Linked DNA regions of Mus musculus: region 1 is linked to region 2. A link is a loop called in an ENCODE intact Hi-C map of the cell type or tissue named here. Cell type or tissue: heart. All regions are shown on one strand.

What was found. Hi-C counts contacts between places; a loop is a spot of excess contacts. Peaks named below come from ENCODE experiments on the same cell type or tissue, not always from the same donor. Only the 100,000 strongest peaks of a DNase experiment are listed, where the experiment ranks them.
Region 1: a loop joins it to region 2, with 5 times the contacts of the local background. A loop is called at or near these places in 3 of 42 quality-filtered maps.

What each region holds. Positions count from the first base shown.
Region 1 is chr9:75,716,562-75,724,561 of GRCm38, reverse strand. No RefSeq gene overlaps it. Among named protein-coding and RNA genes, the nearest start is that of Scg3, 37 kb to the right of the region's middle. In heart, a CTCF peak has its summit at 4,108 (motif pointing left); no DNase peak of the experiment used is centred here.
Region 2 is chr9:76,232,592-76,240,591 of GRCm38, reverse strand. Hcrtr2 (hypocretin (orexin) receptor 2) reads left to right here. Exons shown (of 8, transcript NM_198962.4): 5 at 4,203-4,423; 6 at 7,571-7,692. Among named protein-coding and RNA genes, the nearest start is that of Gfral, 23 kb to the right of the region's middle. In heart, a CTCF peak has its summit at 3,736 (motif pointing right); no DNase peak of the experiment used is centred here; H3K4me3 peaks cover 1,653 bases; H3K27ac peaks cover 1,501 bases.

The DNA of each region.
Region 1 (8,000 bases), 520 kb after region 2:
CCACCATGGCCTAAGACTGATCTTCAATAACAACATAAATAATGGAAAGCCAATATTCACATGGAAACTGAACAACACTCTTCTCAATGATACCTTGGTCAAGGAAGGAATAAAGAAAGAAATTAAAGACTTTTTAGAGTTTAATGAAAATGAAGCCACAACGTACCCAAACCTATGGGACACAATGAAAGCATTTCTAAGAGGGAAACTCATAGCTCTGAGTGCCTCCAAGAAGAAACTGGAGAGAGCACATACTAGCAGCTTGACAACACATCTAAAAGCTCTAGAAAAAAAGGAAGCAAATTCACCCAAGAGGAGTAGACGGCAGGAAATAATCAAACTCAGGGGTGAAATCAACCAAGTGGAAACAAGAAGAACTATTCAAAGAATTAACCAAACGAGGAGTTGGTTCTTTGAGAAAATCAACAAGATAGATAAACCCTTAGCTAGACTCACTAAAGGGCACAGGGACAAAATCCTAATTAACAAAATCAGAAATGAAAAGGGAGACATAACAACAGATCCTGAAGAAATCCAAAACACCATCAGATCCTTCTACAAAAGGCTTTACTCAACAAAACTGGAAAACCTGGACGAAATGGACAAATTTCTGGACAGATACCAGGTACCAAAGTTGAATCAGGATCAAGTTGACCATCTAAACAGTCCCATATCACCTAAAGAAATAGAAGCAGTTATCAATAGTCTCCCAGCCAAAAAAAGCCCAGGACCAGACGGGTTTAGTGCAGAGTTCTATCAGACCTTCAAAGAAGATCTAATTCCAGTTCTGCACAAACTATTTCACAAAATAGAAGTAGAAGGTACTCTACCCAACTCATTTTATGAAGCCACTATTACTCTGATACCTAAACCACAGAAAGACCCAACAAAGATAGAGAACTTCAGACCAATTTCTCTTATGAATATCGATGCAAAAATCCTCAATAAAATTCTCACTAACCGAATCCAAGAACACATTAAAGCAATCATCCATCCTGACCAAGTAGGTTTTATTCCAGGGATGCAGGGATGGTTTAATATACGAAAATCCATCAATGTAATCCATTATATAAACAAACTCAAAGACAAAAACCACATGATCATATCGTTAGATGCAGAAAAAACATTTGACAAGATCCAACACCCATTCATGATAAAAGTGTTAGAAAGATCAGGAATTCAAGGCCCATACCTAAACATGATAAAAGCAATCTACAGCAAACCAGTAGCCAACATCAAAGTAAATGGAGAGAAGCTGGAAGCAATCCCACTAAAATCAGGGACTAGACAAGGCTGCCCACTTTCTCCCTACCTTTTCAACATAGTACTTGAAGTATTAGCCAGAGCAATTCGACAACAAAAGGAGATCAAGGGGATACAAATTAGAAAAGAGGAAGTCAAAATATCACTTTTTGCAGATGATATGATAGTATATATAAGTGACCCTAAAAATTCTACCAGAGAACTCCTAAACCTGATAAACAGCTTCGGTGAAGTAGCTGGATATAAAATAAACTCAAACAAGTCAATGGCCTTTCTCTATACAAAGAATAAACAGGCTGAGAAAGAAATTAGGGAAACAACACCCTTCTCAATAGTCACAAATAATATAAAATATCTTGGCGTGACTCTAACTAAGGAAGTGAAAGATCTATATGATAAAAAATTCAAGTCTCTGAAGAAAGAAATTAAAGAAGATCTCAGAAGATGGAAAGATCTCCCATGCTCATGGATTGGCAGGATCAACATTGTAAAAATGGCTATCTTACCAAAAGCAATCTACAGATTCAATGCAATCCCCATCAAAATTCCAACTCAATTCTTCAACGAATTAGAAGGAGCAATTTGCAAATTCATCTGGAATAACAAAAAACCTAGGATAGCAAAAACTCTTCTCAAGGATAAAAGAACCTCTGGTGGAATCACCATGCCTGACCTAAAGCTTTACTACAGAGCAATTGTGATAAAAACTGCATGGTACTGGTATAGAGACAGACCAGTAGACCAATGGAATAGAATTGAAGACCCAGAAATGAACCCACACACCTATGGTCACTTGATCTTTGACAAGGGAGCTAAAACCATCCAGTGGAAGAAAGACAGCATTTTCAACAATTGGTGCTGGCACAACTGGTTGTTATCATGTAGAAGAATGCGAATCGATCCATACTTATCTCCTTGTACTAAGGTCAAATCTAAGTGGATCAAGGAACTTCACATAAAACCAGAGACACTGAAACTTATAGAGGAGAAAGTGGGGAAAAGCCTTGAAGATATGGGCACAGGGGAAAAATTCCTGAACAGAACAGCAATGGCTTGTGCTGTAAGATCGAGAATTGACAAATGGGACCTAATGAAACTCCAAAGTTTCTGCAAGGCAAAAGACACCGTCAATAAGACAAAAAGACCACCAACAGATTGGGAAAGGATCTTTACCTATCCTAAATCAGATAGGGGGCTAATTTCCAACATATATAAAGAACTCAAGAAGGTGGACTTCAGAAAATCGAACAACCCCATTAAAAAATGGGGCTCAGAACTGAACAAAGAATTCTCACCTGAGGAATACCGAATGGCAGAGAAGCACCTGAAAAAATGTTCAACATCCTTAATCATCAGGGAAATGCAAATCAAAACAACCCTGAGATTCCACCTCACACCAGTCAGAATGGCTAAGATCAAAAATTCAGGTGACAGCAGATGCTGGCGTGGATGTGGAGAAAGAGGAACACTCCTCCATTGTTGGTGGGATTGCAGGCTTGTACAACCACTCTGGAAATCAGTCTGGCGGTTCCTCAGAAAATTGGACATAGTACTACTGGAGGATCCAGCAATACCTCTCCTGGGCATATATCCAGAAGATGCCCCAACTGGTAAGAAGGACACATGCTCCACTATGTTCATAGCAGCCTTATTTATAATAGCCAGAAGCTGGAAAGAACCCAGATGCCCCTCAACAGAGGAATGGATACAGAAAATGTGGTACATCTACACAATGGAGTACTACTCAGCTATTAAAAAGAATGAATTTATGAAATTCCTAGCCAAATGGATGGACCTGGAGGGCATCATCCTGAGTGAGGTAACACATTCACAAAGGAACTCACACAATATGTACTCACTGATAAGTGGATATTAGCCCAAAACCTAGGATACCCAAGATATAAGATACAATTTCCTAAACACATGAAACTCAAGAAAAATGAAGACTGAAGTGTGGACACTATGCCCCTCCTTAGAAGTGGGAACAAAACACCCTTGGAAGGAGTTACAGAGACAAAGTTTGGAGCTGAGATGAAAGGATGGTCCATGTAGAGACTTCCATATCCAGGGATCCACCCCATAATCAGCATCCAAACGCTGACACCATTGCATACACTAGCAAGATTTTATCGAAAGGACCCAGATGTAGCTGTCTCTTGTGAGACTATGCCGGGGCCTAGCAAACACAGAAGTGGATGCTCACAGTCAGCTAATGGATGGATCACAGGGCTCCCAATGGAGGAGCTAGAGAAAGTAGCCAAGGAGCTAAAGGGATCTGCAACCCTATAGGCGGAACAACATTATGAACTAACCAGTACCCCGGAGCTCTTGACTCTAGCTGCATATGTATCAAAAGATGGCCTAGTCGGCCATCACTGGAAAGAGAGGCCCATTGGACACGCCAACTTTATATGCCCCAGTACAGGGGAACGCCAGGGCCAAAAAGGGGGAGTGGGTGGGTAGGGGAGTGGGGGTTGGTGGGTATGGGGGACTTTTGGTATAGCATTGGAAATGTAAATGAGCTAAATACCTAATAAAAAATGGAAAAAAAAGAAAAACAAACAAACAAACAAAACGAATACTAGGCATGTGGATCTATTTTGTTGGTTTCATGTCTGATTTGGATATAGCAGGCTATTGCTAGGGCCCAGAATGTGCCATCCAACGCAAATCTGTAGGTTGAGAAAGGTATACGTGGGGCTGGCGCCTGGTTGTGAAGCTCAAGTTAAATCCAGTGACTCAGGAGAGTGCAAGCAAGGGGTAGGATCAGACAGAATCAAGCATAGCCTGAGCACAGAATCTGCAGGCTGCTCTGGGTCTGGCGAGTGGTTCTGTTGCCCTCTTCTGGTCACCTTTGGTACTGCATACATGTGCACCAGTGTGCATGCAGACCGAACACCAATAGATACAAAAATAAATCAATCTTAACTAGAAAAAGGCAAAAAATTAAATTTATTTATTTGAGAACGTGTGTGTGTGTGTGTGTGTGTGTGTGTGTGTGTGTGTGTGTGTGTGTGTGTGTATGTGTGTTGCTGTGGTGTGTGGAGTATGTTCATTCAATGTCAGAGAACACCATGGATGGATCTTCCATCCTGTGGCTCATGTGGCCTTAGCATGGGAGCAGGAGCCTTTACCCGATGACCATCGATCTTCTGCCCTGGCGCTGCCGTGTCTAATGCAAAGTGTAGCAAAGATATGGCCTAGGCAGACCTTTAGATGAACGATGCTGTAAGCCACATTGAAAACCTTATGCTTTACCTTGCCCTCATGCCTGCTTTTGGTGATAGCTATTTCATACTGTCACCCCATAGACACAAATACAGTTTTCTCCTCTGAATCATACCCATAGAAACTCTTAAAAATAATATTCTCCAAACAGTAAGTTTTGATGGGGTTTTCCTCAGAGTGACAGAAATCTGCTAACTGCTTATCAGGCCAGGAGTTAAATAGCAGCATTTTGCTTTTGATTTTTTTGTTTGTTTGGTTGGTTTGGTTTTCAGAGATTGTTGAGGATTTTTGGAGTCCAATTCAATAATGATGTAAATCAAATGTTAAAATAATCCTCTAAGGAGACTTCCTTTATTTAGGAGAAAACAGTTTCACCCGTAACCATGGCGAGTTGGCATTGTTGCTATTGTTTTGTAAGCTGTTGGTGGGACTTTTCTGACTTTTAGTCTAGGTTTTACTCAAATACAACAGATGGCAATGATTACACTTTTATAACCTTCTCTTTAAAAAGAAATGACTAAACAGAGCACAGTAAAATAAACAAGCTTACTGCCCGGAGGGTTTTGTTTCACATTTTATTAAAACTAAAACTGAGGGAAGTAACTAGTCTCCCCTCAAACATTGAGAGGTCCCGCTCTAAAGGAGATTACTGGGGCACAGGGTTACGGTAGGTGAGGACCAAGGGGATGGGGAGAGCAGGGAGAGGGTGTGGATCAACACAAACTAAACATGTATGGTGGTGCCATAACAAAACTCCTGCTCTGCCCAACATGCATTAAAGGGTACAAAATAATAATACGTTGCTTTTATGCCACTTCTGATTCCAATAAACAAAACAAACAATACAACAAAAACAAGATGGCCACAGGACTGATTGCTCAAATCAGAATCAAATGTGTGACCTAAGAGAAATTCCCTGACTTGTGGGACTTCTCACATGTCTCAAATCCTAAGGTACCAATTTAGATGTAATTAATATCGACGATGATACACTTAATAGCAAAACTTTTCATTAAAACACTTTCAGGGTTCCTAGTATTATGTAATATAATATAAACATTCAGTCTTCTTAGTATTATGTAGTTCTCCATGTTCCAGCTCTATGTTCTCACTCATGTGTGGAATCACATGATAATCTAGGTAAACACAGTAACAAATACATGCGTGCATAGAGTATACCACGAAGAAAAGTCAACAAGGAAAGCTAAATACATGAAGACGAGAAAGAACTGAACACAGGTCATGCACACCAGTTATGAAACAGGATATAAAGCCAGTGGTGGTGGCACGAGCCTTTAATCCCAGCACTACAGAGGCGGAGGCAGGCCCATTTCTGAGTTCCAGACCAGCCTGCTCTACAGAGCAAGTCCCAGGAGAGCCAAGACTACACTCAGAAACTACATCTCAGAAAAAAAAAAAATTAAAAACCGTTTGGAAAACCAGAATCATAAAGAGAAAGAAAGTCAAAGAGATGTTCAGAAGTAAACTGTGACGTTTCTGCTACAGTTTCTCAGAGCATCTCATTCTGTGCGTGTCTGGAAAGAGCTGTGTGTGTGTGTGTGTGTGTGTGTGTGTGTCTGCGCACGTGATGTACATACCTGGTCTGGCCAAACCTTCCTGTCAAGAACCGGCCTTATTGGTCTTTCAGGCTTTCTATGGGAATACTCTCAGAGGATACTCAGCCCCTCCATGCTCAGGTAACCTTTGAGCTAAGACTGCATGGGGGAAACATACACTATAAATTATAATGTAGAGACCTGTATTAGTCAGGGTTCGCTAGAGTCACATGGAGTCTTATGGATAGTCTCTATATAGTAAAGGAATTTATTGATGACTTACAGTCTGCAGTCCAATTCCCAACAATGATTCAGTAGTAGCTGTGAATGGAAGTCCAAGGATCTAGCAGTTACGCAGTCCCACACAGCAAGCAGAAGGAGCGAGAGCCAGACTCCCTTCTTCCAATGTCCTTATATTGTCTCCAGCAGAAGGTGTAGCCCAGATTAAAGGTGTGCTCCACCACACCTTTAATCCCAGATGACCTTGAATTTGGAGATCTCCCTGTCTTAATCTTCTGGAATCCATAGCCACTATGCCTCAAGATCTCCATACCAAGATCCAGGTCAGAAACTTCTATCTCCCAGCCTCCAGATAAGGGTCACTGGTGAGCCTTCCAATTCTGGATTGTAGTTCATTCCAAATATAATCAAGTTGACAACCAAGAATAGCCACTACAAGACCCCTCAGCAAACTGGATAAAAATCAGCATGGGTTGGGAAATTAGACATGAAGTCCCAGCCGTAGTCAAGAAACTATTCTTGACAGATAGCTACTGGAAGAGAAAAAAAAAAAAACATTTTTGTCAATGGAGCAACACTGGGTGTATCAAGCACACTCCAGGACAGGATCCTTGCTTAGGAATAGTTAATTCCAAACATGGTCACATGTTGCACATATGCCCTTGTTCAAATACATGCAGTTCTGATAATGGTCACATGTCAGTGCATATTAATGTGTGCACATGTGCAATTTCTGAGAATGGTCAATTTCTGGTGCATATCACATGTATATACAGATATGTGAAATTTCTGAGTGTGTTCAATTTTCAGAGCATATGCATGCATGTATTTTCACACATACATCTTCAAGCATGGTTACTCATCAATTTGTATGTGCATGTTGACATGTGCAATTCCCAAGCTTAGGTACATGTCATTATGTGTGTGTTCATATGTATGAAGTATGGTCATACAGAACATATATGTATATTCACACACATGCATTTTCTAAATCTAGTCACATGTTGGTGCATATGCAGATGTTCACATGCATGGAAGTCCCAAAAGCCGTCTCATATTGACACTTATGTATTTATACATGTAAAGTTACTAAGTATAGTCTAATGTCAGTTAACATACACATGTTCATACATTCTTAGCATGATTACATATTGGTGCATATGTATGTGTTTACACACATGCAATTTCAGAGTGTAGTCACCTGTCTAAGCATATGTGTCTATCCACACATGTTCAATTTCCAAGCATAGTCAAATTTCAATGCATATGAGCATGCTCACACATGTGCAGTCCCAATTATAGTTTCATGCTGCAGAATGTATATTCAGATCTACGCCATTTCTGACCACATGGTATGTGCAAGGTCTAAGTGAAATCACATGTCAGCACCTATGTGTATGCCGCAGTCTCTGACCCACAGAGACAAGAACGACTCGGACACCGAGGCGGGTTCACGCAGCAGCTTCTTTACTTGGTTCTTTTTCACTTCCAGCTCTCTCCCCCAGCAGCTTCTTCCCCCGTCCTTCTTGCAGCAAGGGCTATACTCCTATCTCCCGGCAACTGACCTCATCTGGCTCCACTCCACCTCATCCAATCAGAAATCACACACGCTCCAGGCACGAGCTCAGGTCGGTCACAGATAGGCTGACAGATCCAGTTCCGGCAGGCAGCCCACGCATGCAGCCTCACTGCACATGCTCAGGCAAGACAATA
Region 2 (8,000 bases):
AGCCATGGGAAGCAAACCAAGCAGCACACCTCCTAGCCCCTGCTTCCATTCTTGCCTCAGTGCCTGCCTCCAGTTCTTACCCTAACTCCCCCCCTCCCCCATTATGGACTAGGGTCCTCATGGGGACTTACCTCCTCAAGTGGTTAGGGTTTTTGCTTTTTTTGTTGTTTGTTTGTTTGTTTGTTTTGGGGTGTTTTTTGTCATAATACTTCATCACAGCAATAGAAAGCCTAACTAAAACAGTAATCATTCTGATAGGGGTGAGATAGAATCTTAGAATGGTTTTAATTTATATTTGTCTGATAGCTGAGAATGTTAAACTGTTCTGAAAACATTTATTGGACATTTGTGTTTCCTTTGAGAACTGACTGCTTGCTTCATTAGCCAATTTATCCACTAGCCGTTCTGTGGTTTGGATATTTAAATTTTATAGTGCTTTATTTATTCTATATATCAACACCCTCGCCCTGTATGAGCTGGCAAAGACTTTCTTCCTAATCTATGGTATATCTGTTTGCTCTGCTGATAATTTTCCTTGCTGCATAGAGACTTTTAAATTTCACAAAATCCACTTCTTGATGAATAGGACTAGTCTGGGTTGTGGGAATTCTGTTAAGAAAGTTTGTGCTTATGCCCTTAACTTCAAGTATATTCCTTGTGTTTTGCTCAAAAATCTCAGTTTTAAATTAAGGTCATGTGGTGGACCAGTTGTTACAAACATGCTGGATTCTTAGAGAAGACCCAAGCACCTATTTCAAGGAGCTCACAACTGTCTGTAACTCCAGCTCCAGAAAGACCTAACACCTTCAGCCTCTGTTGGCATGTGCACTCACAGCACACACACACACACACACACACACACACACACACACACACACACACACACGAGAGAGAGAGAGACAGAGACAGAGAATATAATTACATCTTCCTCTGTGAACAGTTTGTATTGACTTTTGTATAAGGATGAAGATGTGGATCTCAGTTGATGCTCATTCTTCTGCATGTAAATATCGCTTTGTCAACGCCATTTCTTGACTAGCCTGCCATTTTGCAATGTATGCTCTTGATATCCTTTTCAGATTTAGGTAGCCATTGTTGTGCATTTATTAATGGGCTCTTTATCCTGTTTTATTGGTGTACATGTCTGTTTATGTGCCAATACCATGCTGTCTTTTTCACTATTTTTCTATAGCAGTCTAGGGTTGGGTACTAAGCTATCTTCAACAGTATTCTTTCTGTTTAGAGGGTTTTTTTTTTTGTTTTTTGTTTTTTTGTTTTTTTTTTGTCTATTCATGGTCACTTGTTTACATTTGATTACGTTTTTTTTAGATATCTAAGGAATGTCACTGGAATTTTGATGGGGATTTTAGTGAATATGCAAATTACTTTTATTAGTATAGCCATTTTCACTAAATTAACTCTGCCAATCCAGAAACATGAAATGCCTCTCTTCTATGTGGCTGGCATCTTATTTCATTTCTTTTTCAGTATTCATCATTTGCATGGTACTTTGGACTAATAATTATTGTTCACATTTCAGTATGTAGTATTGCAGTATTTTTTTAAATATCAAAGATAGTTTACACAGTTCATTTAAAACACAGTGAACATGTATTGCTGTGATTTGCTTTCTACAGTTAGGTAGAAAATTTCTCTCGGTGTCATATTGGCGAAAGACCTTCCATAAAGACAAACAATTGGGATGTGTCTTTTCTGGCTCTTTTAAATCATTATTAGTACTTTTATGTTATAAGGCATGCATTCAAAACCCAGGGGCCTAGGGTGATAGCTCAGCCTACAAATGTCTTGCCTTGTAAGCATGAAGACAAGAGTTTAACATTCCAAAATCATGCAAAAAAAAAAAAAATCTGGGTATCATGGCACATAGTTGTAACCTCAGTGCTGGAGAAGGGAAACCAGGAAGATCCCTAAGGCTAACTAGGTAGACCAGCTGGCCTACTTAAAGAGTAAGATATCTATCAACTGAGGAATGCCAGACTACATTGTCTTCTGACCTCCAAGGCTTGTGCACACATATGTACACAAACAAAACTGCACACACACACACGTGCATATAAAACTGTACACGTGCATGCATATAAAATGCACACAAAAGACTTATTCTCTTGTATGTAAATTTGCAAGAGAAATCCTTTCACAATTAAAAAATAAGATGTGTTTTGAAGTTCTATACAAATTAAATACATGGTCTGAAGTATTTTGCTCTCTTCTACTTAGAATCTTCTCAGTCAAATCTATAAAATGAAATTTCCAATTTACCTTTAAGGACACACTGAACTTGACTTGAGGCTATGTGCAATTCTTGCATGTCAGTTGATGTAATGGCTCCTGATGAATTTTCTGCTGTCCCCTTTGGGCTGCTCGGCTTCTCTGCACAGCTTATCAGTGAAGAATGGAAGGCAGGACTAAGCTTCTTTTGCCTACAGGTTGTTGTTATCTGAGAATAACACCAGCACAGGTCCCTTTCTTTTCATCGCAAGGGCCACAACTCTGCCCCCTGCGCCACTTTCTCTTCATGGGAATGTTTTTGATACTTGAAGAAGTCGTCACTGGGCAGAATGTTGGCTCTCCCTTCACGGGAACATTAAAAATAGAATGATCTTTATGGTTCTACTTAGACTCCACTTCAAGACCATTATGGATACTTACCAGCTTTTGTGATAGAATTATTCTGGAACTTTCTAAGATCTAGTGCTACATCTAAAACAATTCTTTCTAAAACTATTTTTTTAAAAAAGAGAGCCACAATACTGAAGAGATCCTCAGCAATTAAGTGTAACCGCTCACAACCATCCAACTTCAGTCCCAGGGAATCCATTTCCTTTATCCGACCTGTGCAGGCACCAGGTATACATGTGACACACAGATACACAAGAGATCAAAACACTCATACACACAAAATAAAAATTGAAAAATCTTTTTAGAAAATTTTAAAATAGAATCATCAAAATGGGAGCATTTGTGACTCTTTATCTCCTCAGCCAGTGGTTTCTCGAGGTGGCCCTGCCCATTTCTGAGAAGTTTCTGTCTCACGGCCGGTTTTCATCTGCGTGATTGATCTCCTGAACTGAGAGAAGATGGTCAAGTGGGGTCTCATGTAATGAGACTCATCTGTTTGGACATCAAAGCAAAGCTCCATTTTCAAATGAAAGATTCTCTAATAGACTTTGATCTCATAGTGTAAACAGCCACGGGTTCAAGGTAGCCTTCATTCTGAGAGGCCACGGGAACGCGCTGCTCTGTACTGTGTGCGGTGCAGAGATAAAAGTAGCCGCTGAGTAACTGTAACACAATCAAGCTGTCCCCGCGGTGGACTTACTGGCACATCTTTAAAAAAAAATGAATAAGCTGCATTTTAATATTTTGCTAAGATCTATCAATTCATGAGATTGTAATTAAGAAAATATTATACTTGGCAGAACTTTCTGCTATTATCAACCAACAGAAAAATCAAAGGAAACGCACGTTGTGTAATGTAATTGCTACAAATAGTGGCTATTTAAGACATTAGTGTAAGACCTGGAAGGATTCTCGGTGTGTTCGTGCACTTTCAAGAAGGGAAAATTGCAAAATTAGTTTCAGGCAATTTTGTAAGTGCGAACATTAAATCACGAAGAATAGTTTTTGTTCCTTCTACACATGGAATTGCTTTGTCTCAACAGGAGACAGAAAACCTCATAAAACTCAGTAGCTGGTTAGGTGCCGTGTCTCTACTCGACAGCAGGTGGCAGTATCGATGCATCAAAATGTCATTTAAGTTTTTTGTTTTTCGGTGTGTGTGGGGAGGGCAGGCAGTCCTGTTATCTGATGAGTGTTTAAATTTAGGAGACTTCTGAATTTAGAACTTATAATGAAATCTTATAATCTGAATTTTCTTAGCGTTCTTTTCTCTATATGTCCCTTCTCTGTTTAATAAGGGAATGTATTCTTGTTGTTCTCTTCAGACCTTGACAAGATTATCGTGTTTTAACACAAGAACAATATAAGCTTACTTTTAACTTTTTCCCCAGGCATATAACTATTTGGTGTTTGACGAAATGTGTGATAAGAACATACTCCGCCTAGCCAGTGCTTGGAGAGACGAAAATTTCAAACTCCAAACTTCTGCTTCTCACTCTTGTGGTTACATCTTCTTTGTAGAACTTTGATAAGTACCAATGAGGGATTCCATCTCCTTTCAGATTCCCGGAACTTCTTCTGTGGTTCAGAGAAAATGGAAGCAGCAGCAGCCGGTTTCTCAGCCCCGGGGGTCCGGACAGCAGAGCAAGGCTCGGATTAGCGCTGTTGCTGCTGAGATAAAGCAGATCCGAGCACGAAGGAAAACAGCCCGGATGCTCATGGTTGTACTTCTGGTCTTTGCAATTTGCTATCTACCAATCAGCATCCTCAATGTGCTAAAGAGGTAAAACCCGTGCGTTTATTTAAAAGTGAAGCAGCTTGGCATTTTAATTAAGAACTCTTTTCTTTCTAAACAGACAGACCCTCCTCTCCCTAGGGACTTTGTCTGGCCAATCAACTCGGTTGCTTGAGCTGATGGAGTTCTTTGCGCACTTAGGGCAAGACCAGCCTTCTAGCACAGACAGGAAATACACTCTTTCAGTGGATGAAGATTCTCAGTTGAGTGGCAGATAAAATGGTCGTTTTCCTAATCCCCTGTTGTTGACTGCTAAGGCTTAGATGAGAAAATATTTTAATAAAAATTGTTTCAATAACTAATTTCGTAAGTAAATAAAAGTCCATTGAACTTCTAAATTACTTCGGAAGTGAGTAAATGAGTTTTATAAAAAATTTGTTCTCAAATATTTCAACAATCCTATATTTCCAGTGAGCACAGGTACATCGACAAAACTCCGAAGCCGAAATGATTTTGACCAGTGACACGAACAGCGGATGCTGAGTCGCAGGTCCAGTGCAGGACATGAGTAGCCAGCTTTCTCAGGAAACATCAAAGCTGTTATACATACACCCACTGCGCCCAAGGCAGCCTTAATTCTGTTTATAAGAGGCTTCAAATTTAACCTGAAATTGCTCATGTCTCTTTTCCCAAAGTCAGAGTCAATATCATATTCCTCACAGCTGGAGAGACAGATAAGTTTGGCCAGAGTCAGACAAAAAGTGGTATAAACCAGCTGCGAAGACCTCTCCTCTTTGGCCTTTGTTTTTCCATTCTTTAAAGGTTTCCTCAATGACAAAGTAGAAAATGAACATTTGTTCAGAAAGAATATAGCCTTGTATGTTTTAAGGGTTTCGAAAACTCAATTCACAAAACAATCTACCCTCTGCTCCTGCCAAGGTTCCCTCTCGATTTCTTCCTCGCAGAAATCATACACAAATGTATTAAATGCATTGCTAGTTAGCCCCCTCCCCCACCCCATCCCCGCTAGCTAGCCCGGCCACCCCATTCCCCCCCCCCCACACACACACACACACACTATTAAGAACACCATAAACCAGGCAGTCCTGCTAGCAGAAGGGAATCCAGTGGCAGGCAACTTCCATGGCGAGGGGCGGGGTCGGGGTCAGGGTCAGGGCAGTGCCCAAGGTTCCTCCTCAGAGAATATGAGGGGGTAGTGGGAGGGTAGGGGCTTGTAAAGGTGGGACTGGGGGGAGGATGCCATCCAGATGTAAAGTGAACAAATAAGTAAATAAATAAATGAAAAAAGGGCATCATAATCATGAATGATAATGAATAGATTCATCCCTCCTTTCCCCTCCCCCTTTCCCTGTCCTCTTCTTCCCTCTCCTCTCCCTCCCCTTAGCCTTCTTCTCCCTCCCCTTCCTCCTCCTCTACCTCCCCCTCCCCCTCCTCTTTCCTTCTCCCCTTGTTTCTTTACCAATCCAGATCAAATATTTTGAAAATGGATTTAGCACTCTGTGGGATGCATATTTGAATTTCTTATACCTCTGCGCTTGCACCTCTCCCTCTAGTTATTTCCAGATGCCCTCTTGTCAATAATATCCATCTTATTATTCTGAATTAAATAGCTTCCTTTTCCAGGGTGGGAAAGAAATCTAAGTATAATTTAAAACTTTTTTAAAAAAGTTTTTGAGCAATCTGTGTGTTTTTACACACACACATTTTAAAATAACTTTGAAAATGTTTTTACTGAATACAGTTTTTTAAAAAGATATGTATTTAAATTTAATCTTGCCTTGAATATAAATCTTGCTTTCATTTATTGCTCATACAATGTAAAGTCCTACCTTTTTATTTTCTTGACATGTAAGCTATAGAATGTATAGCCTTGTTGGTTAAAACTAACTTCCTCAAAGGAATTTTAAAAAGTATTTATTTATTCCCTTTACAACCCAATATCAGCCCTTTCTTTCCTTCCAGGATCCCCTCCCCCACTCCACCATTCCACCTTCTTCCTGAGAAGGGGAATCCCCCCTCTGAGAGTCCTCCCACCACCACTAACACACACACACACACACACACACACACACACACACACACACATACACATCAAGTTGCTTCGGGACTAGGCACATCCTCTTCCACTGAGGCCAGACAAGGCTGTCCATTTAAGGGCAGGATCCACATGCAGGCAGGCAACAGACTCAGAGACAGCCCCTGCTACACTTGTTGGGGACCCTCATGGAGACCTAGCTGCTCTTCTGCTACATTTACAGGGGAACTCAGTTCAGCCTGTGCTCACTTTTTCAGTCTCTGAGAACCCCCAAAGGTCCAGGTTACTTGACTCTGTTGGTCTTCCTGTGGAGTCCCTGTCCTCTTCTGGTCCCTCAACCCTTCTCCCAATGTTTCTGTAAGACCTCGAGCTCCATTAAATGTTTGAGTGTGAGTCTCTGCATTTCTTTCTATTGACTGTTGGGTGAAGCCTCTGAAAGGACAAGTTTGCTAGGTTCCTGTCTGCAAGCATAAGAAAGTATCATTAACACTGTCAGGGATTGGAGCTTGCCCATGAGATGGATCTCAATTTAGGGCAGTCATTGGTTGACCATTCCCTCTGTCTCTGTTCTACCTTTGTCCCTGCACTTCTTGTAGGCAGGACACATTTTGGATCAAAGGTTTCCTGGGTAGGTTGTTACTTCTCCACTGAGAGTCTTGCCTGACTACAGGAAGTGGCCACAGTTCAGTTCTCAGCATCCACTTGGAAGCTCACCACCATCTACAACTCCAGTTAAAGAACTTCTTACCTCTGTAGGTACCTGGCTTTTACACAAGTGGTACCCAGACATGTAGGCATATCACCCACATGCTTAAAACAAACAAACAAATAAAAACATGCATGCACATGGTGGTATACCAACAGAAAGTTACTCAAGCACACTCAGAAACAAGATAACAGAAGGGAAATAAATATCCAGCTTGTCTCTTCTTGACAAGAGATTTGCATTTCCTGGTTGCAAGACATGGAGACTTTTTCTGAGCTGGGGGTTCTGATGGGTACAGGAGACCATTCCCAAGAGGCTATGTTGTCAGTACCTTTACAGAGGACAGAGTCAGGCTATTTCTATGATGTTTGTACTCCTTAGGATTCAATTATTTAAGACTCTTGATTTTCTGTTTCTGTTTCTTTTCCTACAGAGTATTTGGGATGTTCACACACACGGAAGACAGAGAGACTGTCTATGCTTGGTTCACTTTTTCTCATTGGCTTGTATATGCCAACAGTGCTGCAAACCCAATTATTTATAATTTTCTTAGTGGTGAGTTTTCAATGTTTCTTTGTTGAGCCTCTACTGAAGGGTGGAGTTTCTAGAGCAGATGCCCCGAGGCAATTCTAAAGTAGATAGAGGGCTTCATTTCTGTTTGAGCTGTGATTGCCCTTGAGTAGATTTGTGTAGAACGACTTATAGCTGTCTCTTGTGAGGCTATGTCAGTGCCTGGCAAATACAGAAGTGGATGCTCACAGTCAGCTATTGGATGGAACACAGGGCCCCCAGTGGAGGAGCTAGAGAAAGTACCCAAGGAGCTGAAGGGGTCTGCAACCCTATAGGTGGAACAACAATATGAA